Linked DNA regions of Mus musculus: regions 1 and 3 are each linked to region 2. The links are chromatin loops, found by intact Hi-C in ENCODE. Cell type or tissue: heart. All regions are shown on one strand. Region 1 has its middle 110 kb from the start of Gm12002. Region 2 overlaps Ddc (dopa decarboxylase). Region 3 overlaps Grb10 (growth factor receptor bound protein 10).

Region 1 (8,000 bases), 390 kb before region 2:
TTCCACGGTTTTAGTTTCCCTTTTCCTTTTCTTTTTCCTCTGGAAGTAGGGAATTGAAAACTGAGGGCCTTATACATGCCAAGCAAACGATTTACCACTAAACTATACTGCCATTCCAACTTTATAGTTTTCCATTAGAAATTAGTTCAGAAAAGAGAAGGGCAAAAAGAAGAAAGGAAAGAAGGAAGGAAGGAAGGGAGGGAGGGAGGGAGGGAGGGAGGGAGGAAGGAAGGAAGGAAGGAAGGAAGGAAGGAAGGAAGGAAGGAAGGAAGGGACAAATGAATGAATACAGAAAGAGTAAACAAGCAATGAAAATGGACTGAGGTGATATTAGGCAATTTTTCATTTAATTGTCTGAATTATATTATATATTATACTACTGGCATCATGTATATTATTTTTATTAAAAATGCAATGGCCCCTTCAGCTCCTTGGGTGCTTTCTCTAGCAACCCTATAGGTAGAACAACATTATGAACTAACCACTACCCCCAGAGCTCATATCTCTAACTGCATATGGAGCAGAAGATGGCCTAGTCGGCCACCACTGGGAAGAGAGGCCCCTTGGTATTGCAAACTTTATATGCCCCAGTACAGGGGAATGCCATGGTCAAGAAGCAGGAGTGGGTGGGTAGGGGAGCAGGTCTGGGGGAGGGAATAAGGAACTTTCGGGATAGCATTTGAATTGTATATAAAGAAAATATCTAATAAAAAATGCAGTGGTTATTATCCAAGCAGACCTTCTACCATTTTTTACTTTTTTTTAGGTATTTTCTTCATTTACATTTCCAATGCTATCCCAAAAGTTCCCCCATAACCCCCCCCCACTCCCGCTTCTTGGCCCTGGCGGTCCCCTGTACTGAGGCATATAAAGTTTGCAAGACCAATGGGCCTCTCTTTCCAATGATGGCCGACTAGGTCATCTTCTGATACATATGCAGCTATAAACACGACCTCATATATGTATATATTTTAGGAAGTCTCCACTGTATTGGCTATCCATACTACTCCTCAAATGACCCTTAATTACATCGTCTCTTTCCTTATTCTCTCCGTCTCCCTCCTCCTTCCCCATTTGGCCCTCCCATTCCAGACCCCTGCCTCATCCATAACTACCTATTCTACTCCCTTTCCTAATGATGTCTATCTGCACCCTGTGTCACCTCCTCAATACCTAACCTCTGTAGTTCTATAGATTGTAGCTTGGTTATCATGGACTTAACAGCTAATATCCACATGTAAGTAAATACACACTATGTTTGCCTTTCTGTGTCTGGGATACCTTGCTTGGGATGATTTTTTTTTCTAGTTCCATCCATTTACCTTTAAAATTCATAATTTCTTTTCTTAACAGCTGACTAATACTCCTTTGTACAAATGTGTCATTTTTATCCATTCCTTTGTTGAGAGTTTTCTTATATTTATTGAGACTCACATTGTGCTCTAATATGTGGTCTATTTTAGAAAAATTTGTATGGGCTTTTGAGGAAATTTTGCATTCTTTAGTATTTGGGTGAATTCTAAAGTGTTCTGTAGATGTGTGTTAGGTCCCTTTGGCTCTAGTTATTTATCCCTCATTTCATTTTTGTAGAGTTGATATAACAGTAATAATAAGATATTGACGGCATCTAATATTCCTTTGTTGGGATCATTCTGTGATTATAAACCTATAGTGTTTTCTTTACAATATTAGATGAGCCTATATTTGTTACATGCATATTTAGAATTGTAATTTCCTCTCTCCGGGTCTTTCTCTTGATTAATATGAAGTGACCCTCTTCATTCCTTCTAAAATAAGATTAGATTTGACATCTATTTAGTCAGATATCATCAGTAGGGTGGCTACACCTGCTTGTTTCATGGGTCCATTTTCTTGGAATACTTTTTCCATCCATTTACCTTAAGACAGTAGTTTTGCTTGATGTTAGAGTGCGTTTTTCCACAGGAAGCAAAAGGATTTTATTTTCAACCCACTATGACTTTGTATGAGTGAATAGAGACCACTGTACTCAGAGTTACTGAAAGGTACTTTGCTCCCTTTCATTTTGCTGTGCTTTGGATTTTCTCAGTCTTCTTTTGTTTAATAAGTGGTTGGCATCACTTTTTTTCTTCCTTCTATAGTCTCTTAAGTGTATTTGTCTTTCTCTTCAGATTGAAGTATTCCTTTCAACATCCTCTGAAGAACCGGCTTCATGATTATAAATTCCTTTAGAATGCTTTTATCCCAGAAAGGTTTTCTTTTACCTTCAGTTGTTACAGATAGGGTAGGGTTGGGATGTTTTGTTTTGTTTTGTTTTGTTTTGTTTTGTTTATAAGATATATTAGACAGGGTTGGCAATTATGGTGTTAAGAGTTTAAAAGCTATCAGTTCAAGCCCTCCTAGCTTTCATGGATTGGATCAAAAAGTCAGTAGTTTCTGGGTGTGGTACCATATGCCTTTAATCTAAGCACTCAGGAGGCAGAGGCAGGTGTCTCTTTGTGATTTTGAGGCTATTCTTGTCTGCAAAGCAAGTTCAAGGACACCCAGGACTATACAGAAAAAAAAAAAGTCAGTAGTTATTCTTATAAGCTTGCCTTTGTACGTAACTTAGCCCTTCTCTTTTTCAGCCTTCAATATATTTTCTTCTGTACATTTAGTGTTTTAAACTATGACCCAGAGACTCTTTTATGGTCTGGTCTGTTTGGTGTTCTGTCTGCTTCTTGTGTATGAATGGGCTTCTCTTTCCCTATATTTGGACATTTTTTTTCCTATTGTATTTTTTGTTTCCATCCGTTCAGTTTGGGCTTTCCTCAGCATTTCTCTTTATCAAATTCTATTTTTATACTTGAATTGGCTTCCTTATTTCATTTAGCTGTGTCTATGTTCTCCTGGAAAATATCTGAGCCCTCTCTGACTTGTTTTACCATATTTATAATCATTATTTTGAGTTGTACATCTAGAATTTTGTCTAAGTCATTTTTATCTGGAGTCTGTATTGTGGGATTGGTAACTTTTAGAGGAAATAATTTTTCTTGATCATTTTACTTATATTTTTGAGCTGGTTTCTGCTCATATGGGGTTAGCTTCTTCATTAAGACATTGGGAGGCAAAGAGAGGGAAGTAACTGGGGGTGTGGGGAGAAGAGGGGGAGGGGGTATGGAAGCAGGATCAGGCACAGGAGAGACAGGTCCAGTGTGCCAGGAGAATGAATGGGAATCTGCAGCTGCCGGGGTGGGAGTGGGAGTAAACTTTAGAAAGTCCCAGAGACCTAGGATAGGGTAGGCTTCCAGAAGTCAATGTTTAACAACAGGGACATGAAGAGGCCACCTCCTGTAGCCAGAAAGGATCCCTAGTGGATAGGGTCACGAATCCATCTACAAAACTTTCTACACAAATTTTGTCCTATCTAAAAGGGGTGGAGCAGAAGCCAACCAATACCCAGCCCAACTTGAAACCCATGCCATGGACAAGCACCAATCCCTGACGTTAATAATAATACTCTGTTATACATGCAGACAGACAGCCTATCATAATTGTCCTCTGAGAGACTCTACCCAGCAGTGGACTGAAACAGAAGAAGATACCCACGGCCAAAAATTAGATGGAGGTTGGGGACACTTACGGTAGAGTTGTAGGAAGGAGTCAAGGCCAAGAAGTAGATAGGAACCTCACAGAAAGACCAACAGAGTCAACAAACCTGAACTCCTGGGAGCTCTCAGAATCTGGGCCACCAACCAGTGAGCATACATGGGCTAGAATGACCCCTTCTCACCCCCACCCCCTCCACTCCCACACATATGTAGTAGATAAGCACCTGGGTCTTCATGGCTGCCCTTTTCTTTATTCACTGGGAATAGCCACTAGCCAGGACTAATCTTGCAGAGACTTGAAGTGCCAGGGTGAAGGGATATGGAGGGAGGGTGTCCACCTTCTCAAAGGAGAAGGGGAAGGCAGGTGGAGGTAAGTGACTTGGTGAGGAAGGGACCAGGAAGGGAAGCATCATTTGATATATAAACAAATTAATTAATTCATTTTAAAAATAGATTTTGTCCTTTTAATTCAGGTTGACTCTTTGTGCAATTAATATGTTTGCAGTGCTCAGGAAAGACTAGGCAGTAGTAGAGTTCTAATGTTTCATTTGTAGACTGGTGTTCTAGGCACCTGACTCTGTCCTCAGTCTTCTCAGACAGGCTTAGTATTATCTATGGCAAGTCATTATACAGGAGTGAACCTACAGTGATTAAAAAAAAAAAAAACAGTAGCAAGTAAATACAAATTAACATTTCTTAAGTGCCAATTGGTTTAGGGAGTTAAAGAGCCTGATAGTATTGTGTGTACTGATATGTTAGTGTGAATGGAAAGGAAAACCACAGGTGAGCCATCACCGTGAGACTAGTGATAGTGGTGAGTATTCAATTGCAAACTAGGAAATAGAGAAGAGGGAGATACAGAAGAGTGGAGATAATTGAGGCAAAGGAAAAGGGAATGTGGTCATGTGGGGGACCACATGGTTTACAGTAGATTAAACATATGGATACAGATACAGACTCAGATACCACAAATCAGGTCAGCCTGACATAACAGTTGGAGGAGTGAGTTCAGAAAGAGAAAAGGGAAAGAAAGAGAAAAGGGAAAGAAAGAGAGAGAAAGAGAGAAAGAGAGGGAGGGAGGGAGGGAGGGAGGGAGAGAGAGAGAGAGAGAGAGAGAGAGAGAGAGAAGAAGAAAGAGAGAGAGAAAGAGAAAAGAAGAAAGAGAGAGAGAAAGAGAAAGAAAGAAAGAGAGAGAGAAAGAAAGAAAGAAAGAAAGAAAGAAAGAAAGAAAGAAAGAAAGAAAGAGAGAAAAGAGAGAAAAGAGCAAACAGTAAAAGTGAACGGTAGGGGACAGTGTTGGCCTGCCTCGATGACCTGCTGTACTATACAGATAAGAAATAGCTGTAGGAGAAGGGTGGAGAGGTGGGTGGAGAGGTGAGATAATGGAATCACTAGAAGATAAGGATTAGTTGTAGTGGGGAAGAAAAACAGGGTGGAGATATCAGAAAATGAGATTGCTGGCCTGAATGTTTTTTTCATCTCCTTGGCAGATCCACTGATCTTTCTCCTTGGCCCTGGGCCAGCTGGTAGAACCTGTTGACTGTTAGGGGTCCTGTTCTCTAGTGGCCTCCCAGCTCCTCTTGTTTGTGGAGTTTTCCTGACTGTTCTGTCAGCTATGGATAGATAAGGCAAACTCTCTTTATCAGTGGCTGCTGTTTTCTGATAGGAGCCGGTGTCTGGCGGCTGATCCATGCCCAGAGCACTGCTCAATGCTTGTGCTTAAGCCTCAGAGCTTCACATTTTCCTTGTGTAACAAAAACAGTGTTCTGGTTGAAGTTACTGGGAACCCTTTCAACGAAATCCCTGCTGACACAGCTTTTATACATTTCCTGGTAGGAGTCTTTGGGGTAAGCGAAAATCCAGCCATGCACAAGCTGTACTGGCTTCAGTCACATCAGTAAATCCAGTCTGGTGGTAGAGAAAGCTCCTGAGTCCAGTGGTAGGAGAGAGCTGTTGTGGTACTGATGAAATCAATTCAGAAACTGGAGAAGCAGCTTTGGGGTGATAAACTGTTCCAGACCTCCTGCTTCTCACTCTGTAACCAGTCACTCATTGAACACTGCTTCTAGCCTACCAGCTTTCCTTGTTGTCTGTGTTCCTTTGAGAATTTTTGCTCAGATTCATAACCCATTTTTAATTGGGCTGTTTGTTTTCTTGGTGTTTAGTCGGGTCTTTTGTTTTTCAGGTCTTTGTATAGTCTAGACACTAATCTTTTGTCGGATGTGTAACTGGCAAACATCTTCCATTTTTCAGCCCTTACTTTACTGACAGCTTCTGCTGTAGAGAAACTCTTTAGTTTAATGACATCCCATTTGTCAATTTTCAGTGCCATGCTCTTGGCTTCTGTAAGCTAAAATAAACCTGTATTCTTAATAAACTAAGCAGACTCAGTGATCCTGTTATAGCAACAGAAAGCTGATTAGGTGAGGGTACTGATATTAGGGGTGGCCCACATGTTTTTACAAAGGTCAGAAAAGTTTCAAAGTTTTCTGAATTATTCTGCAGTGAGAATTTTATTGCTCACATGAGAACAATTTTGCAAAATTTAAATTTGCATTCTGTTTGTTCTGTGTGTAGTGTGTGTGGGGGGGGGGGGTTGGGGGGGAGTAGAGGAAATAGTACTAGTTCCAGTCAGCTGACATTCTCAGAGTCAAAGCATGGACACTGGGCCGCTGTGCTGTCCTCAGTAGACCAATTAAAGAGACAGACGAGAGTGAAGCAGAGAGAGGGGATCATTTTCAATGTGGCTACAGTGAGAAAAGTAAAGAAAAAGGGTTCAGTGATCCTTGAGTCCATCTTTGGGGTGCTAGTGGGAGGCTTGGGTTTAAATAGAGGTTTAGGATCATATATCTAAGCTGTCCTGGCCTGGGGTGCTCCTCATTGCTGACCCCCTGGCTCTGCTCCACTCTCTTCAGCAAAGTGGTCAGACTGTGTGAGATTTTTTTTTTTTCTTCCTCCTCTGGCTGGCAACAGGTTTCATTCTTTTCCTTCACATAGCATGAGATCCCTGAGGAAACCGCAAATGTTGGGATCTGTTGTTCACATAGCTAAAAAGGAGAGGCAAAGTTCCTCGTTTTAGCCTCCCTCTGCTCCTGCCAGGATGACTGCACTAGTCAGTACTCCCTGTTTTACGGAGTCTAGCATGGTCTGGAGAGGATTCCAATGCAGAGCTGATCACAGGGCTAGTGCTCTGAACACTGATGTGTGGAGCGCCGATGACTCCATTCTGCCAGGTGCTGTGCACTAATGTGCTGCTCATCACTATAAAACCTGGCACATCTGAAAACCAGTCATCCTAGTAACAAGAAATAGGTGGTGACAGTGAGGAAGGGCTAACCCTTTAGGGAAGCTACGCTGATCCTGAATCCTAAGAAAATAATACTTTCAAAGTTCTTATTGGAACACAGGCACAAAAATCAGTCATATATATATATATCCATGCTAGGTGAGGAATCTAATGGAGGGGATGTGTGTGCCTGGATTGAGTGAAGACCTGGCCACTCCCTGAGAGTGGTGGTATACCGTTAAAGAACCTTCTAGAAAATATAAGGCAGCTTTTAATCATGTGGTGAATCTAGCTGTTCAAAGCTTCCACTCTGTTCAGTGATGGTCTTCCATCAGCAATGTCTTCAAGCACCCTCACATGGAAATATCTCCTGAGAGAGCTGCTTTCATGATATACTTTCTATTAATCCTGCAAATGATTTTGAAAACACACCAGATAACCAGCTGTATATGGAAACTGGATTGCATGAGCAACAGGAAGCACCAAGTGAAAAGACCAGACCAGTCAGTCAGCTTGCCATCACAAACGAAACACTTAAGAGAATTCAAAAATAAGGAAGGTTTGTTTGGGCTGCTTTGCTGGCTTTGGTCCAGGACTGACCAGCCCTGTTGCTTTGGGCCTGTGGCGGGGGTGGGGGATGGGGGATGGATGAGAAAGAGCATGCAGCTCACTTCCTGGCAGCTGGGAAGCAAAAAGGATTCAGAAGAAGAATCAGTGTTCCATAGTTCCCTTCGGCAGCACATTATCCATCAACCTGAAACCCCAGTGGGCTCCATGTTTTACGGAAGTTTTACTGCATCCTAATAGCGTCAAGCTGGAGGCCAAACCTTCAACACGGGATCTGGGTGGAACACCTCAGATCCAAGCTACAGTTGACTTGCAGAAGAAAGCATCACAACTTAAAACTTAGCACCAATTGTGCTTAAAGCTTTAGAGGGTGGACTTGGGCACCTGCCCATGGAACATGGTGTCACAGGGACACAACGTGCTTCCTCGTGTTCTAGACTCAGTGTATATAGACCGTTCTCTGACGACTCTGCGCTCTGAGACCCGGGCCACTCTGATCTTCACTGCTGTGGAAGTTCCCCAAATTCTCTGGTACTGAACACACCAAAGTCCCTGTGCTATGAGATCCAATACAGAGG
Region 2 (8,000 bases):
AACCCTGTCTTGAAAAAAGGAAAGAAAATGTATTTAGGGCTGGAAAGATGGCTCAGTGGTTAAGAACACTGTCTGCTCTCCCAGAGGTCCTGAGTTCAATTCCCAGAAACCACATGGTGGGTCATAACAATCTGTAATGGGCATCCAATGCCCTCTTCTAGTGTGTCTGAAGACAGAGACAGTGTACCCACATACATGAGATAAATAAATAAATAAATCTTTTTAAAAACGCATTGGATCTCATTATAGATAGTTGAGAGCCACCATGTGGTTGCTGGGAATTGAACTCAGGACCTCTGAGAGAATAGTCAGTGCTCTTAACTGCTGAGCCATCTCTCTAGCCCTACTTTTGCCTCTTCATTATTGCATCTCTGATCATTTCTGTTTGCTTTCTGGTCCTGCTTCTTGGAAGTGCTTTCTAACCTAAAGCAATTGAAAATAGCACACAACTTTCCCCTAAATAACTGGCTTTTGTTTTTTGTGTTATATGAATTTCAAGTGTGTGCTCTCATATGTGTGTGTGTGTGTGTGTGTGTGTGTGTGTTTATCATCCTTCCTTGAATAGGACCTTATTGTCCAGTCACAGCATCTATACCAACAATATGAATAGCCTGTAGTTCTCTCACGTATAGTGAGAGAAAAGATTTTCTTAGATGTCACACTCAGACCTGAAGCTAGAAGCATGTGAATCTGTCCAAGGCCAAGAGCAGTTCTCAATATCCAGCAGGTGTTCAGCTGTCATGGTCCAGGCAGAGGTAACACTTTCCTTTCCATGTATCCTCCTACCTCTCGACCCTTAAAATCCAGAATAGTGGTCTAGCCTAGCAAGGGTCTTATGATTAGGGAGTGAAGCCTGAAACCAGCCCCTGGTACATTTTGCTAGACGGAAAGGCTTAGCAGCTTGGAAGCCATTTCATGACAGTTATACAAAGGAGTAAAGAAATAGGCAGAGAACAGCTACCAGCCTGTCTACTTGGGGCCCAGCTGGAAAGTGATGGCTGGCTGTGTGTTGTTTGATAAGGTCCTCTTATCTCTGGTTAGTCATTGGGAGTGGAGGGCTCTGGCCTCTCTGTCTCCAGCTTGTTGACTATTTTCTTTCTAGAGAAGCTGTATAGAGATTATCCATAATCCCCCATTCCCGCATTTACAAATGCCCTTTAGAGATTCTTCTGGGAAACAGCTAGCCTTGCCTGGGGTGCTCCATGGTCTCTGTTGTTGAGACCTCCCGTGGGTTCCAATGTATCTAAAGCTGCTCTAGTGTACCAGAGACAGGGTCACATAGTTTATCCTCATCTATTTGCTGACAGTCCCTCCAGGGACCTTCATCTTTCTTAAACAAACTTGGAGGATAAGAAGGTCAACTTCTGATAATACAGATTGCTGAGAAACGCTATCACAGGGAGAAGTTATCTTATAAGTTCTTTAAGCCCATGTTAGTCATTTCATCAAACTTTCTGCCATCTTACATGTAAAAGAAAAGTAAAGATGGTTTCTTCATTGTCTACCGTCTCTAGGTGTTACTAGACTTTGTGTTATACGATGGATCTGCTTTCTAATTCCCCCAGGGCTCCAATGAGTTGAACGAAACTCTCTTACAAAGAATAAACAGCGCCAAAAAAATCCACTTGGTTCCATGTCGTCTCCGAGACAAGTTTGTGCTACGCTTTGCTGTGTGCGCTCGCACTGTGGAGTCTGCCCACGTGCAGCTGGCCTGGGAACACATCAGTGATCTAGCAAGCAGTGTGCTGAGGGCAGAGAAAGAATGAAAGCAGAGCTGCTTCAGGTAAGCTAGCTGCACCAGGGACATCTGTTTCCTTGTGGAGGCATCAGGATTCCAGCTCAGTCCCAGCATGGCCACTTAGTGCTGAGTGGCTGTGCAGTGAGGAAGAGAAAACTATCATAGTCAGTCAGGAGTGGCAGAAAGAATGTTATGTGCCATGATTCTACAGAGTGAATTTGTATTCATTTCTGTGGGCTTATATACAATAGTGTATAGATCTTGCTGTATACTTTCCCTTCAGATTTCCCCAAACAGCACTGACCAAAGCAACTATCCAAATAAGCTTTAGCTACATGAAAACAGTAAATGGGATTTTCATGTGACCGTCAGGAAAGACCCAAAGTGCGATGGTAAGGAAGGGCAGGCAGGCTTCTGTGCTGCTTATCAGAGAGGAAGAATCACAGCCAGAGTAATTTATAAAATTTATCACTAGAGATGTTAGATTGGTAACATGAACTCTTTTGTTAAAATGATCTATTGTATTGGACACTGCAGAAACAGTGTATTCCTTCTCTGAAGTCAGTTTAGAAGTACAGAAAATTCTAATTTTTATTATTTTATTTTTGTTTCTGTAGTATCGGGAAAGGAACAAGGATCTTGGCCTTCTAGGCAGGTGCACTACTACTGAGCTACATTGCCAGCTCTCCTTATTTCTAAGTTAGCCTCTAAGTTCTTGCTATTTTTTTTCTCCCATAGAGATCAAAAGTTGAAAAGAAGTTTATCTGAAAACTGGAAAGAGAAAAATAACTACCACTCCGTCTTCGTGAAATCATGATTACATGTGGCGTCATGTGTGTCTCCAACATTAACCAGAAACCTCTGACTGACTTTTTGGTGACTTATCAATGAAGAAATATTTTCTGTATTGTCCAGGGAAAAGTATTTTCTGTGTGGAAAGCTATTGTCAGTGGCTCTAGCTTCTGTTCTTTGTGTGGCCGTGACTTCTGTTGATAATAAGATGTCTTTGTGCTCATAAGGTCATTGGTGGCAGGATAGGCTTATAGAAATAGTTTCCAGGGCAGTCTTTGGTCTTACCTTCAGAGTATATCTATGGCTGTTAACTTATCCTCTGTGTGGCTAAATACTAAATAAACAACCTATGTGCAATACTAACTGTATTGAGTAAGCGTCTTGTTTTACACTGTATCAGACTCATTCTTGTGAACTTGACTAACCCTTTCAGACACTTGGTCATCATGTGTTTAATGAAAGCCTGGTATATGTCAGTCACTATTCAGAATCATTAACAACACTCAAGTTCTGCTTAGATTTCATGAGTTCAATTTCTAGGTATTTACTCAAATAATCTCTGATCTTTATATGGAATGATTCTGATTTTAGAAAAATGTTATTTTTTTGTAGATTTATTTTTAATTGTGTGTGTATATGTGTGTGCGTGTGTGCATGTTGCACAAGGAGGCCAGAAGAGGCCATTCTATCCTCTAGAGCTACAGTTATAGGCAATTATAACCCTTCTAATTGTGGGTGCTAAAAACCAAGTGGGTTTTCTACAAGACCAGTGTGCACTCTTAGCTACTTAGCCATCTCCGCAGTCCCAGCATAAGTGTATTTTGGTCCTTTGGAGACTTTAGAATTGTCAACGGCATTCACATGAGGTCCTTGTGTTACTAACAGGTATGGTCGTTTATATGGAGTATCCACTTGATAGGATCTAGAATCGTCGAGGAGACATGCCTCCAGGGAATTTCTAATTTAGGTTGCATATGGCCACACTCTGAGAGATTATATTGATTATGTTACTTGAGGTGGTGAAAATCAGCCCCCCGGTGGCATCTTCCCTTGGGCTTGGATCCTAGACTGCATAAATGGGAGGTAGGGGTTATCTAAACGTTCTGAATCTTTAGGGAATAGAGTCTAAGATCTCAGCTTATGTTCAAACCCAGGAAGGGTACAGTCTTGTCTAACTACGGCTCATTTTTAGTGCATCCACTGTCTTATTAGAGTTTCTAGTGCTATGATAAAACACCACGATCAAAAGCAACTAGAGAAGGAAAGGGTTGATTTGGCTCCCACTTCCACATCACAGCCCATCAATGAAAGAAGTCAAGGAAGTACTCAAGGCAGGACCTGATGAAGAGGGCATGGGGTAATGTTGTTTTACTCAGTTTGCTTTCTTACAGTAATGAGGCCACATCAGTCCAGGGGTGGCACTGCCTATAGTGAGGCCAGTCTTCCCATATAAATCTTCAATCAAGAAAATGTCCCACAGGTCAATCTAGTGAGAGCATTTTCCTCTTCCCAAATGACTCTAGCTTTGTGTCAAGTTGCTAGCAGCACATCCCATCTTCTTGGCCTTTCTTCAACATGGTGCTCAGACACCAAAACACCCAGCCCTAGAAACAGGAAGAAGCGCTTCCTCCCAGTTAACAAAATCATACACCCGCACTTACTCTATGCCAGGTGCTGCTATCCACATTTAAAAATAGCAACTCAATACCTATTTAAAAAATTCCATAGCTGGGCGTGGTGGCGCACGCCTTTAATCCCAGCACTCGGGAGGCAGAGGCAGGCGGATTTCTGAGTTCGAGGCCAGCCTGGTCTACAAAGTGAGTTCCAGGACAGCCAGGGCTATACAGAGAAACCCTGTCTCGAAAAACAAAAAACAAACAAACAAAAAAAAAAAAAAAAAAAAAAGGAAAAATTCTATGAGGTAAGCTGCATGGCAGTGGGGGGTGGGGGGTGGGGGTTGGGATTTGGTGCTTATGGGACAAGATCCATTTATCTTCCTGGGTAAACCTTGCCTTTGATCCCAACTATACATTATTCAGATAGAAGTCAGTATTCCAAAGCCAGGCAGGCATAGTGCTTTAGTGCTTTACTGCTTCCAGTGCTTAGAAGCCAGAGGCAGGTGGGCAGATCTCTTGAGTTCAAGGCCACCTTGACCTATAAAGCGAGTTCCAGGACAGTCAAGGCTACACACAGAAACCTTGTCTTGAAAAATCAAAACCAACCAAACAAAAGCGAATTGAGAATGCCGGGACGCGTAGCAAGTGCATTTAAATCTGTGCCTACTGCAGTTGCTCACTGGAGCACAGTGACCTCTGGTGGCAGTGATGCGTGATGCTAGACCTCAGGTTTTCACTGATTCCAGGCACTTCAACCTGGAGCTGAGAAAGCCCTAGACTTATCTGGACACAGCAGACAGCCAACAAAAGGCTTATCCTGGAACATCTCTTGTTTAGAACGTAGCAGAGAAAAGGCTTCCTGGAACTGGAGATCCAAGTCAGGCTGACTGAATACGAGTCAGCACACAGAAAAGGCCGAGATAGAAGGACCTGGGAAAGGGATATAGGACAAGACCCCAAGGCAAGGCAGGATTGAACTTTTAACATTGATTGAATCCAATCAATGGCATAAACTCAAAAATGGTATTACTGGTATTCTACTCAGAAAGTTCACATTTGAGGAAACATGGTACTTACCCAATAGCATTTTGGCCTAATGATTGCTGTATTAATTTTTTTAAATGAATAATATAAATTCCCAAATATTAATAGTGTTTACTTCTTTGGTATCAAAATCTGTTTCTTGAGCACTTCTCTCTGTGTGCCATAACCTACCCTTGTAAAAAGTAATGGGAAAAACAATACAAAATTACTAGCAAAGTAAGTTGCTTGCATAAACTGGTAATATTTGAAAAGGTCTTTTTAAAGAAACTTGTGTTGTTCCCCAAAGCAGACATGCAATAAACAGTCACAAGAAGAATTATGGCATGACCCCATAGCCTGTTCAAACTAGAAGCAGAAGAGTCCACACATGGACCAGTTTTTCCTAAACACAGCAAATTCACAGCAGCCAGAGGCCAAACTACCTCAGCTTGACTAAGTCTGCTCTAACCTCACAAGAGAAATGAGCTGAAGTGAGCTGAATCAACCTGTCAGCTCCTTTCCGACAGGCTCGGCTCCCTGCGTTACGAAGCTCACCCTTCTGTTCCTGCCCAGTACCGGCTCTTGTTCTGTTTTGTAGAGTGAAGGTTGCCCCGTTCGGGAATATAAAGGCTAACGAGAACTTTGTCAGACTTGTTAAAATTCTGCCTCTGGTCGTAGGGGAGAGCACCGTCTAATGAAAACTTTTCATTAGGACTGTATGTTCCATTCATGTTAGACTGTATATCCGAGGAATGGCTGGCTACATCTCCAATCTTCACGGGTCCTCTTTCACCAAGGCATGTTTGAAGTGGATTTCAGGATCCAACTGTACTCGGGGAATCTCAGAAAAAGAGACAGATTTAATTTTGTCCCATCTTCTTTCCTATCTCTACAACAGCCCACTTCTCACATTGCTTACAAACATAGTTTTTTTTTTTCTTCCCTGAGACAGGGTTTCCCTGGCTGTCCTGGAACTCACTTTGTAGACCTCTGGCCTCGAACTCAGAAATCTGCCTGCCTCTGCCTCCCGAGTGCTGGGATTAAAGGCGTGTGCCACCATGCCCGGCCAAACACAGTTTTATAAACACTTATTATTGTGTGTTTGTGGGGAAAGGACATGTGCCTAGAAGTCAAAGGACAACTGTGTGGAGTTGTTTTGAATCCTTCCACTTTTTCGTGGGTTCTGGAAGCCACACTAAGGCCACCAAGGTTGCACAGGAAATAAATACCTTTACCTGAGACATCTTGCTAGCTTACAAACACAATTTTTCTGGCAGAGGATGCATATTATTTGGGATCATTTTATTTTCTCTGATCAAAACAAATTAGCCAGCTGAACTGTAACAAGCATTGTCTGAGATTATGGTTATAAACTCATAAATACATAAACAAGAAGAAGCTCTCCCACCAAGGACCAGTTCTGTCTGCTTAGGTGGCAATTTCTTTCTTGCAGGTCCAATAACTTCTGACCATGAAAATAGAGTCTATCAAAAGCAGTTTGTGTTCTCGGTCAGCAAGTTTACTACTTGCATAGCTTAAGCCTTAAACTCTTCCACAGTAGACACTGGGTTGTGAGCCTAACAAAGCCAATTTAAAAAAGACGGACGCCAGAGAATAATGTTGCTTTTTGCAGGATTCCTGGTCTTATAAAAAAATAATTAAAACAAAACAAAACCCAGACTCAGTAGGAAACCGAAAGGCAATTTTGAATTTAGGGGAAAAATAAGACAAGCTAGACATGTTGGCAGCCTCTGGAGGAGGCAGACGGATAAGGGGAAAAGAGACCATGCTTTTGGAGTTAAAGGTCAGAAAGGCAGGCAGGCTCAACAATGCAGGCCTGGGAATGGCTGCATGGGTAAGGAAGGTCTTCAGCCTGATTAAAAATGCCCAGAGCCGTAGAGCAAGCAGGGTTAGGAGTGTTGGTCAGTATTTGAAGGAGATAGGATGAATAAAAGAAAAGTACAGTTTTCCCAGTGAAAACAGGCAGGCTTAGCGATGAGGGTTGTAGACAAAGAAACCAAAAAAAAAAAAAAAAAAACCACCCAACAACCCAGCACAGCCCCCCTCCTCTCCCCTCTCTGACAATCAGCTCCCGACTGCTTGGAGCCTGACCCAATGGCTTGTTATGCCTATACAAACAATTAAGAACCTAACCCTTGGTGACCTCTCCCCAAATTGCAAGCCGTCTTGGTTGGTAATAGAGAGGTGGGGGTGGGGTGAGGTGGGGCCCAAAGCTATGAGGGGAAAGTTCCCTCGGTGACTCCAGGACTGTCCATGTTTTAGCTACCTACGATTAGTTTTTTTAAAAAAAAAAAAAAAAAAAAGCTCTTCAGTTCTTACTGGACCCCTGCCAGCTACTACTTCGGTAATCTCGGTATTCCGTCTAATGCTGGCTGTAGCCTTTGCTAAACCTTCCTGTATTCGAGTCTCACTATTTGATAGCTGCTGCTGAACTGGTTAAGGCCGGAGGGCGCCGGGGCGGGCAGGCTCTGGAGTGGCGGCCCGGAGGCTACACCTCCCCTTCCCCCTCCCGGGCCGCTTTCGCCCTCCCAGGGGACTCGTGCTCTCTACACTCCTGAGCTTTCTTTCCTCTCTCACTGCCTCTGCCTAGGTGCCTTTGCAGCACCTAGCTCGGCAAAAAGAACATATTAAGGCTGCAGTGAACGGGAAGCCAAGGGTTTGCTTAGATTTATCGCCACCGCGCGGGCTAAATCTCCCTCATAGAGCGCGGGCCGGAAACCCAAATTCCCGCGTTAAGGCCTGGGCGGTGACCTCAGGCCTTCCGAGACTCCGCCCTCACGCTGCGTGCAGCGCGCGCTCAGCCGCCCTTA
Region 3 (8,000 bases), 160 kb before region 2:
AGAGGATCCCATGCTAACTGTAACTCACTTAAGAAACAGACAGCATTTCTGTGCCCCTGTAGCAAGCCAGTGCTCTCAGTACCTGGAGAGGCTAAGACTCCTTTGCCTCAGGGTTTTTCCTGTTCTTGTTTTGTCTCCTAACTTGAGGATTTCCTTCATTACCTTAAATTGATTTTCTCAAGGATTCCCTGTGACATTTCTCCCTGGCTGCACTGGTATCAGCACTGTTCACCTGAGGCCATTCTGAAGTCTGACTTGCATGAGTCCAGACCTATGATAGCCATCATGAGCAACATCCATGCCTGTCTTGCCTCAATCTCCTCAGATGAGGCATGTTTGAGAGGGGAATGCTGGGCAAGTTGAGAAAAAAAATAGGGAAGTGGCTCTAAATTGGGGATAAAGAGACTCTTAGGGTTTTGCTCCACACAAGGATCAAGTGCACAGGGGCTAGGATCAAGAACCCAGAACAAGTGGGCCCTGGGTGGTGAGTGAGCAGCTCTGAGAGAGGAAGGTAACATAAGGCTAGAGCAGGGTTCTGTCTTTGAAGTCTGAGCATGGAACATTGCTTAATTCTAGCAGAGGCCTGCCTAAATAAAGCAATAAGACTGGGACCTTAATTGCCCATGTTTGAAGGTATCTTAAAGTCTTAAGTTTAAAATTGCTTTTTTATTGTTTTTTTTTTAATGTAGGAACTGTTAGAGCCATGTGTGGTTGTACATGCCTATATTCCAAAGACTTGGAAACTGAAATAGATAGCCAGAGCATGTCTCAAAAAAACAAAGCAAAAGTAGTCATATTGGTGTGTAGCCATTACCCAGGTCTAGCCACAGAACTCTTCTCCAGGTGCAACTCTAAACCCATAAATGCCAGCCCTTATCCTCTCCCCCTAGACTCTGGCCACCTCAAACCCTCCCTTCTCTTTCTTTCTAGATATGTGTAGTCTTTTTCATTTGTACACATATATTTCAAGATCCCTAAAAGCTATAGATGCTTGTGTTTCAAGTACAAAATGGTGTTGGGTTTGCTTATAAAATAGGAACACTTTATATATGTTACTACTTGATTATTTATAACACCTAATTCTATAGAACTATAGGCTATAGGCTATACTGCATTGCTTTAGAAGGATGGCAAAAATCATCTGCAGATATTTAATGTACGTGTATAGATTTTTCCCCCAAATGTTTTTGCTCTGTGGTTACTTGAATCCATGGACATATGAAATCTTAAAGGAAACTAATAGTACCTTCATTTATTTTTTTAACATCTTTCACTTAGTTATTAAATATGCTTAATAATAAAATATTAGTGAATTAGTGCTTCCCTTTGTAACATTTCTCACATGTTTAATTGATTGATTTCTGCCCCCTCAGATTGGAGTGTGAACAATGACAGTTGTTCAATACCAACAACTGTTTTTTATAGTGAAGTATTGTTCCCTAGGTCATTGTTTTTAGCTTCAAGTGTACTTTAAAAGAGTGTTGATAATCATTTCTGTCTTTAAGCCTTTTTACCAATTGCCACAAAATGACCAATCAGAAAACAAACAAAGTAGCATATATACTGATTTGTAACTGAGTTTTTAAAAGACTTTACAAAAACAGAAGGTGCTTAAAGAAGAAGATCCTCTTATTAGGATGACAAAAGGTAACATGTTCAGTTAACAAAGTGCTGTCACCAATTCTGGTCACACACTTAATCAGAAAGACCAAATACGTGCTGTGTGTCTGTATCTGACTCAAGTCCAGGAAAACGGCAGCAAAAACATGGTCCAAAATTAAGTACCAGAAATTTCTCAGGTAGACATGCTTTTTAATTCTTCCTTCCCTGTCATTAAGTCACATAGACACACAAGCTTGCCTATAGCTCTTCATTTCCCAAGAGATGTACAGCCAGGGCAAACAAGGAAGGTGGTGAGTGTTCCTGGGGGGCGTGGAGGGGGGCTTACTGTGAAGATTGGGCCACCACAATGGATACATCACATGCATAATGCAAATGTCTTTAAGACAAAATAATGTAGCGAAGAAAACCCAGAACCACCGTTAAGCTCCAGTTCACGTAGAAAAGACACTAGATGGTGCTATGAACCAAGAAGTGTGTTATTTGCTAAGGTACTAAGGTACGCACGCCCGCATGCCCGGGCGGGGAGAGCCTCCTCTGCTTGTACCTCTCCCCTCTCCGTACCCTTTCCAGATCAGCACACCTCACTTGACTTGGGGGAGATATTTGCCAGTCATGGCTTATGAGCCAAATAAGAATTTATTTAACTAAATTTATATGTATTTCCAATATTTCCAAACAGAACTAGCCTTGAGTTTGTTAATGACAGTGAAGCAAGAAGAGATGTGAATTTTAGATCAGATGACCTCAAATATTTGGGGCAAAGTCCATGCCCAGTTGCAACTTGGCTCTTTATGGAAGGGAGACAGCTACTAAGAGTTTTATTTGGCAGCCATGTTTGTTCAGGAAACACATTCTTACAAATTCATTGGAGGTGAAATTGCCTTTATGAAGCCATTTTTCTTTTCTTTCCTAGCATTCTTTCTGAAGAGGTACCCTTGTGGAACTTGTTTCATCAGAGCATATCAGTCTGTCTCCTTCTTCCACTTCTGTTCACTGGAAGAAAGCCTTTTCCAAATGGTTTATGATAGCTCTGCTCAGGTTCACGGGAGTACAAAACAGTTTAGCAGTTAGCCACACGGGTAGAAAAGACACACAAGGTCCTCACTGAGAAAAATATAAGCTTGTAGAACATTTACAAGAACTGAAAGTGAGGCTGGTAAGATAGGTCAGCGGGGAAAGACACCTCCAAGCTTGACAACCTGAGTTTAATCCCAGACCCACATTGTAATTAGAAGGAGAAAATCAACCTAGACGTTGTCCTCTATCCAGCACCCAACTGCTGTGATTCATGCCTTGCCATAAGTAAATATTATAATTTTCTAAAAAAAAATCTAATATAATTTTATTATATCTAACTCCAGTACTTAAAAAATAAAATTAGTGTAGACCCTTAAGAATCAGCTGTTTAAACATAATTTAGAAGATTTCATTTTTAGTCTACATTTGAATTTTAGGAACTTCAAGTAAAGTCTTATCAGTAATTGTAAAAAAAAAAAAAATCCGAACATATAACTTAGTAATTGTCCTCATAGGACATATTAAAGTTGGTTTTTGAGTAAACCATTGTAGAACTTTGAGGCTTTACTTTCATTTTGACAGCTCTGAAAAGCTTAAAGATTTGGAGGATCTGAGCATAGCAGCTATATTTGATTAGTGAAGACCGTAACCTGGTAATTGGATGTTCTCAGATTAGCCTGGTATCCTTTCAAAGACCACCCAGTACAGTATATTCAGATGAAGAAATTACCCACTCCAGAGGAGAGGACAGCAATCTGAACGTGTTGTCTCTTCTAGAATCTACCTGCTTTATATGAATAATATTTGAATAGTATCAGAATTGCTTTGGCTTTGGCTTTACTACAGAGAACCAACCCAGGAATTTACCTGTTCCCCAAAAAAGAAATAGGACAGGAGACACCAGGGACTGCCACCAGGGGTCGGCACAGCCAAAGACTACAGCAAGCCCAGGGAAAAATAGCCATGAATGATAATCTGCCAGCACGAACCAAGCCATTTCATTTTCTCAGAGGCTGGGAGCGCTGTCGGACCAGGAACTGTGTTGCCAGTGGGTTTCTCTAGGAATAGAGCAGTAGAAATAGGGAGGGCTCGGTGTCTTACAAGGCTCTTTTCTGTCTAAACGCTTAGGAAGTAGCTCTGCATGGAGCAAAACTTGGTTCTTTTAGTCAGTGAATGGACCTCTCTCTCTCTCTCTCACACACACACACACTCTTTAGTATAGTGAACTTTGCGTTTCACCCTGTGTTGCTTCCAAAATGATCTGTCATCATAGAAATGCTTACTTTTGAGTAGAAGCATGGGTAATTCTTAATGGTTCATTGTTAACAAAATAATTGTTTGGGGGACAAAATAATTTAAATATGTTAATTAACCCTGAATGTAGATGTGTCAGGCACAGATTCTGGAACTGTCCTGTCAGTGCCAGACTTATGAACTCTAATGTAACTTCTGTTCCCACTGAGGTCTTCTCCTTAGCCATCCTCTGGTTCCCTCCTTTCATAAGTGAACTAAATGCTGCTCCACTACTATATCTGGTGAGGCCTTTAAGAGGCATGTCCCTTCGGAAGACAGCAGAACCTGAAAGTGTAACCCCTACCCGCCCTACTAGAGTCTTAGATCCTTGTTACCTAGGCAACCCCTAGCTGGGCAAGTGCTCTGCTTTGACCCTCAGCAATTCCCTTTGTGATACTTAGTTTTTTGGTCATTATTAATTACCAGTTCATCAGTTCATCACTTTTGTCCATTTAGTACCTGACTATAGGGTTAATATGTGACTACTCAGAACCTTTGCTGTATCAAGATCCTCTTTCCCCTCCTTGCTTTATCTATATACAGGTCCTTGACTTCATTACCAATCCGAATGCTTGTGTGCACCTAACTACTTCTCTCTTGGGCCACAGCCCACTGCTCCCTCCCTCCTTGTCAGCATCTCTTACACATGGTGTCTGCTCTTATTGCAGCAGTGACTATACCAGTCACCACTATTTTCAGCAACCTGCTACCTTGACTCTCCTAATGACCTTGGAACCTGAACTGCCTAGATGCACCATGGGTCACTTCCGCTATTCAGTTTCCATAATGTTCTCTCTTATATCGCCAAACCGGGGCCATTCAATGTTCTGCTTCTGCCTGTATATTCCCATAATTGTGCTCTGTTCCTTCACCCACCAGAGAAGTACTAATCCCTGGAATGGACAGTTTCTTTCTATTTCTTACACCAAGCCAGGTATTCTTTAGTGGGTTTTAGTATCTTTTGTTGTCACATCCTTTAGTCTTAAGAAACAAGAGAGAAAGAAAGGCCACCTAAGACATCGTAGTGCTGAAGAACAAAATCCTAGGCAAGGACACTACCACAGAATTAGTGGATTAGTGGCCCAGCTAGATCTAGAAAGATCCTTGAGCCCATTTGTTGCTCATAGCCCAGGTCAAACAAGCATCTAAATCTATTATCAAATCCAAGATGCTTTCTACTGCTTAAGGTTTTGGGGGGTGGGGGGAGCAAGTAACTTCATTCCTTAAACATGCTTCCTTGGCTGGTAGACCAGTTGCTTGTTTGTGTTGTTTTTCTGAAGAACAAGTGAAATGGAGCTGCTTATTCTGTATCAGACTCTATTATAAAACAGTCCCCTGGGTGATGGATATATTGCTAACTCTGTATTATACTTGAAGAGACTTCTAACCAAAACCTCTGGTATGTTGTCCTGGGCATGGAAGCTGTAAAAGCAATCTGGGCATGACAAGCAGGTTCAAAATGCCTTCTCTTATTTCTTACTATACTTTGGAGGCATTGACCTCTGTGAGAGTGATTGTCTTGCATACTGTGACAACCTTGTTTGGGGTTGTCACACCTGGCCATATCTTACAACTTGTGAAATGCTATGATACAATCAGCTTAGGTCACTTCTTACCCTATTGTTAAGTTGACACTTTTGGAAACACCTTCACAGCCAACTTCTGCTATTCAGGCTCTTACCATCTTTCCACCCCTTCTTCCTCAATGCTCCCTTAAGAACAAGAGTTGTATTGTAGATGTATCCGTAGAGACTGAGCACCCCATGATCAGTTCTTTATATTTTGTCTAGCTAGCTTTCTGTAATGGTTTCTATTTGTTGCAAAGAGGTGAGAGCTATAGTTATCTGTAGGTGTAAGGATGAGTTGAATCCAATTAGAAGCTATGCTGGTTTATTAAAGTGATATTTTAAAAAAAAAATCTCTAATATCCATGACTAACTTGTACTGGGAAATTGGGTAGGTTTCCAGCACTGGTCTTAAGTCAAATTAGAGAAATCATTGGTTGCCACCAAGATATGGGTGCCACTATTGCACTGTTACTGTCTTGCCATGCTGGTCACTGTTGTGATTCATGGGTGTTATAGCTGGTAGGACTGTTGGTCACCATGTTCGCTTCATAGCTTTCATAGGACCTTTTGGTCTTCTGAAAGCTACTCCTAAGGGAGGAGATTTTCAAGTCAGATCCTGCTTGGGTGTTCCAGATCTTATGTCTAAACTTCATGGTATCTTTAGCAATAAGGACGTACCTTCAGCTTCCAGAAGCAACCAATAGCAGCTGCAATAGCTGTATTATTCTGAGGGTGTCTTGGACTCCCCTGATGAACAACCCAAAAGATTTTTTTCATGCTTATTTGATAATATATAGCTTTTTCAGGAAGCATTGCCATCCCAAATGGAATAACTTCATTTTGAACTATACATGTAGTATGTATACACACAGACTTAACTTGTATTGTATGTTACTAATATGATTTCATAGTAATATTAAAATACTATTTGGTTTAGGAGCCTGATCATCCAAAGATAACCATTTTGGTGGAACTCTATACCCTCACTGACATTTTTTTCTTCTCTTGCCATTTTTTATGTACAGAGCATGGTCTTGGGCTTCAAGTACTAATGAACAACGATATTAACTCGTCCGTGGAAAGCCTTAACTCAGCTTGCAACATGCAGTCTGATACTGATACTGCACCACTTCTTGAGGATGGCCAGCATGCCAGCAACCAGGGAGCAGCATCTAGCTCCCGGGGACAGCCACAGGCGTCCCCGAGGCAGAAAATGCAACGCTCGCAGCCTGTGCACATTCTCAGGTGGGCCAGAACATGTGCTGTCTGCACAGACAATGCGCTCTGCTCTCCAAATGGTGATGGGCAGTGACTGTAAAATCAAGTTAGATGAGTTTGTTCTCTTAATAGCAGCTACAGTTGTTGCCCTATAATCTTGAGGAAGCCGACCCGCAGTCCTAAAGCCAAAGCACAGTCCTGCCCCCTACCCTTGTTTACTGTAGTTTTCCCTACACACACAGAACAATGGTGAATTTTGGCTTATTAATTAGACACTATAATATGTACAACAATAATTAATAGTACAAAAGAACAATTATAATGCTAATGAAGTCATATGAGTGAGTTCTATCCTTCCTGTTGTGATAGTGAAGTGACACAAAGTGGTAAGATGGAAGGAAGAAAGTGGGATAGTTGTTGTGATACACAAGGCTGCTGTTGACCATCTGTGGCTATGTCATCAGAATTTTCAAGTCATGCCTCTGCCAGCTGACCTCAAAGAACTAAAAGTGCAGCTCTCAATGGCTTTGGGTATGCTGTGTAACATTTCAGCGTTTGGTGTGAACTTGCTGCCTGGCTTAGCAGCTATACCTTTTCCTGAGCTCCTGATTCACAGCAGATTCCTTAACCATGCTCCAGGTTCATGTTCCTCAGAGTATTGTCTATAGACCAGCTACAGTGTCCTCCAGGGCCTACTCAAAAATGTACAGTCCCCAGAGTGGTTCTGTTTTGTTCTTATCCCTAGGAAACTGAACAGAAATGCATAGCTGTGTTAGCAAAAGGAGAGTCCTGGAACCTTGAGAGAACTTCCTGGGAGGTGACAGATCTCTGATCTGAGTTCAAGCTAGTCAGAAAGTGGAAGGTTGGAGAGTGGAGGCAAGGAGAAGATTAGAACATATAAGAAAGGATAGATTTTGGTTTAGGTAGTGCAATTCTGACTTGGAGAGTTAAGGGGCAGGAAAGAGAGAGCAACATGGCTGCAGAGTATGTCGTGACATGAAAGCCATCTGAAGAACCTACAGGCCTGCAAGTGATGGGGCCCCGATATGAAGAAAGATGCAGTTAGGTGACAGCACTGCAGAGCAAGAAGCAGTCACGCTCTGCGAGTATGTGACATTTATGTGGAGTTAGAGAGCACAGAAGAATAGGAGAGCGGCTGGGTTGTGTTGAACAAAAGCAAACAGCATAGTTAAGAGTGTTCAGTAGATAATAGTTTTGTTGAGAGGAAGATGTGGAGCCTATAGTCATCTCTGGTTTATAAAAGCAAGCTGAGAAAAGGAG

The links. A loop is a pair of places that touch in the nucleus more often than their neighbours do. Peaks named below come from ENCODE experiments on the same cell type or tissue, not always from the same donor. Only the 100,000 strongest peaks of a DNase experiment are listed, where the experiment ranks them.
Region 1: it touches region 2 in a loop (2.7-fold over the local background); 5 of 42 quality-filtered maps call a loop at or near these places.
Region 3: it touches region 2 in a loop (5-fold over the local background); 42 of 42 quality-filtered maps call a loop at or near these places.

Annotation. Positions count from the first base shown.
Region 1 is chr11:12,202,888-12,210,887 of GRCm38, reverse strand. No RefSeq gene overlaps it. Among named protein-coding and RNA genes, the nearest start is that of Gm12002, 110 kb to the left of the region's middle. In heart, a CTCF peak has its summit at 4,857; a DNase peak (open chromatin) is centred at 5,177; H3K27ac peaks cover 1,623 bases; H3K27me3 peaks cover 253 bases.
Region 2 is chr11:11,808,994-11,816,993 of GRCm38, reverse strand. It overlaps Ddc (dopa decarboxylase), which reads left to right. Exons shown (of 15, transcript NM_001190448.1): 14 at 1,566-1,783; 15 at 2,477-2,893. The coding sequence ends at 1,766. Among named protein-coding and RNA genes, the nearest start is that of Fignl1, 4.0 kb to the right of the region's middle. In heart, CTCF peaks have their summits at 4,841 (motif pointing left) and 7,876; DNase peaks (open chromatin) are centred at 4,833 and 7,983; H3K4me3 peaks cover 1,301 bases; H3K27ac peaks cover 6,510 bases.
Region 3 is chr11:11,969,169-11,977,168 of GRCm38, reverse strand. It overlaps Grb10 (growth factor receptor bound protein 10), which reads left to right. Exons shown (of 17, transcript NM_010345.4): 3 at 6,527-6,746. The coding sequence starts at 6,553. Among named protein-coding and RNA genes, the nearest start is that of Grb10, 64 kb to the left of the region's middle. In heart, CTCF peaks have their summits at 2,075 (motif pointing right) and 3,578 (motif pointing right); a DNase peak (open chromatin) is centred at 3,628; H3K27ac peaks cover 3,212 bases.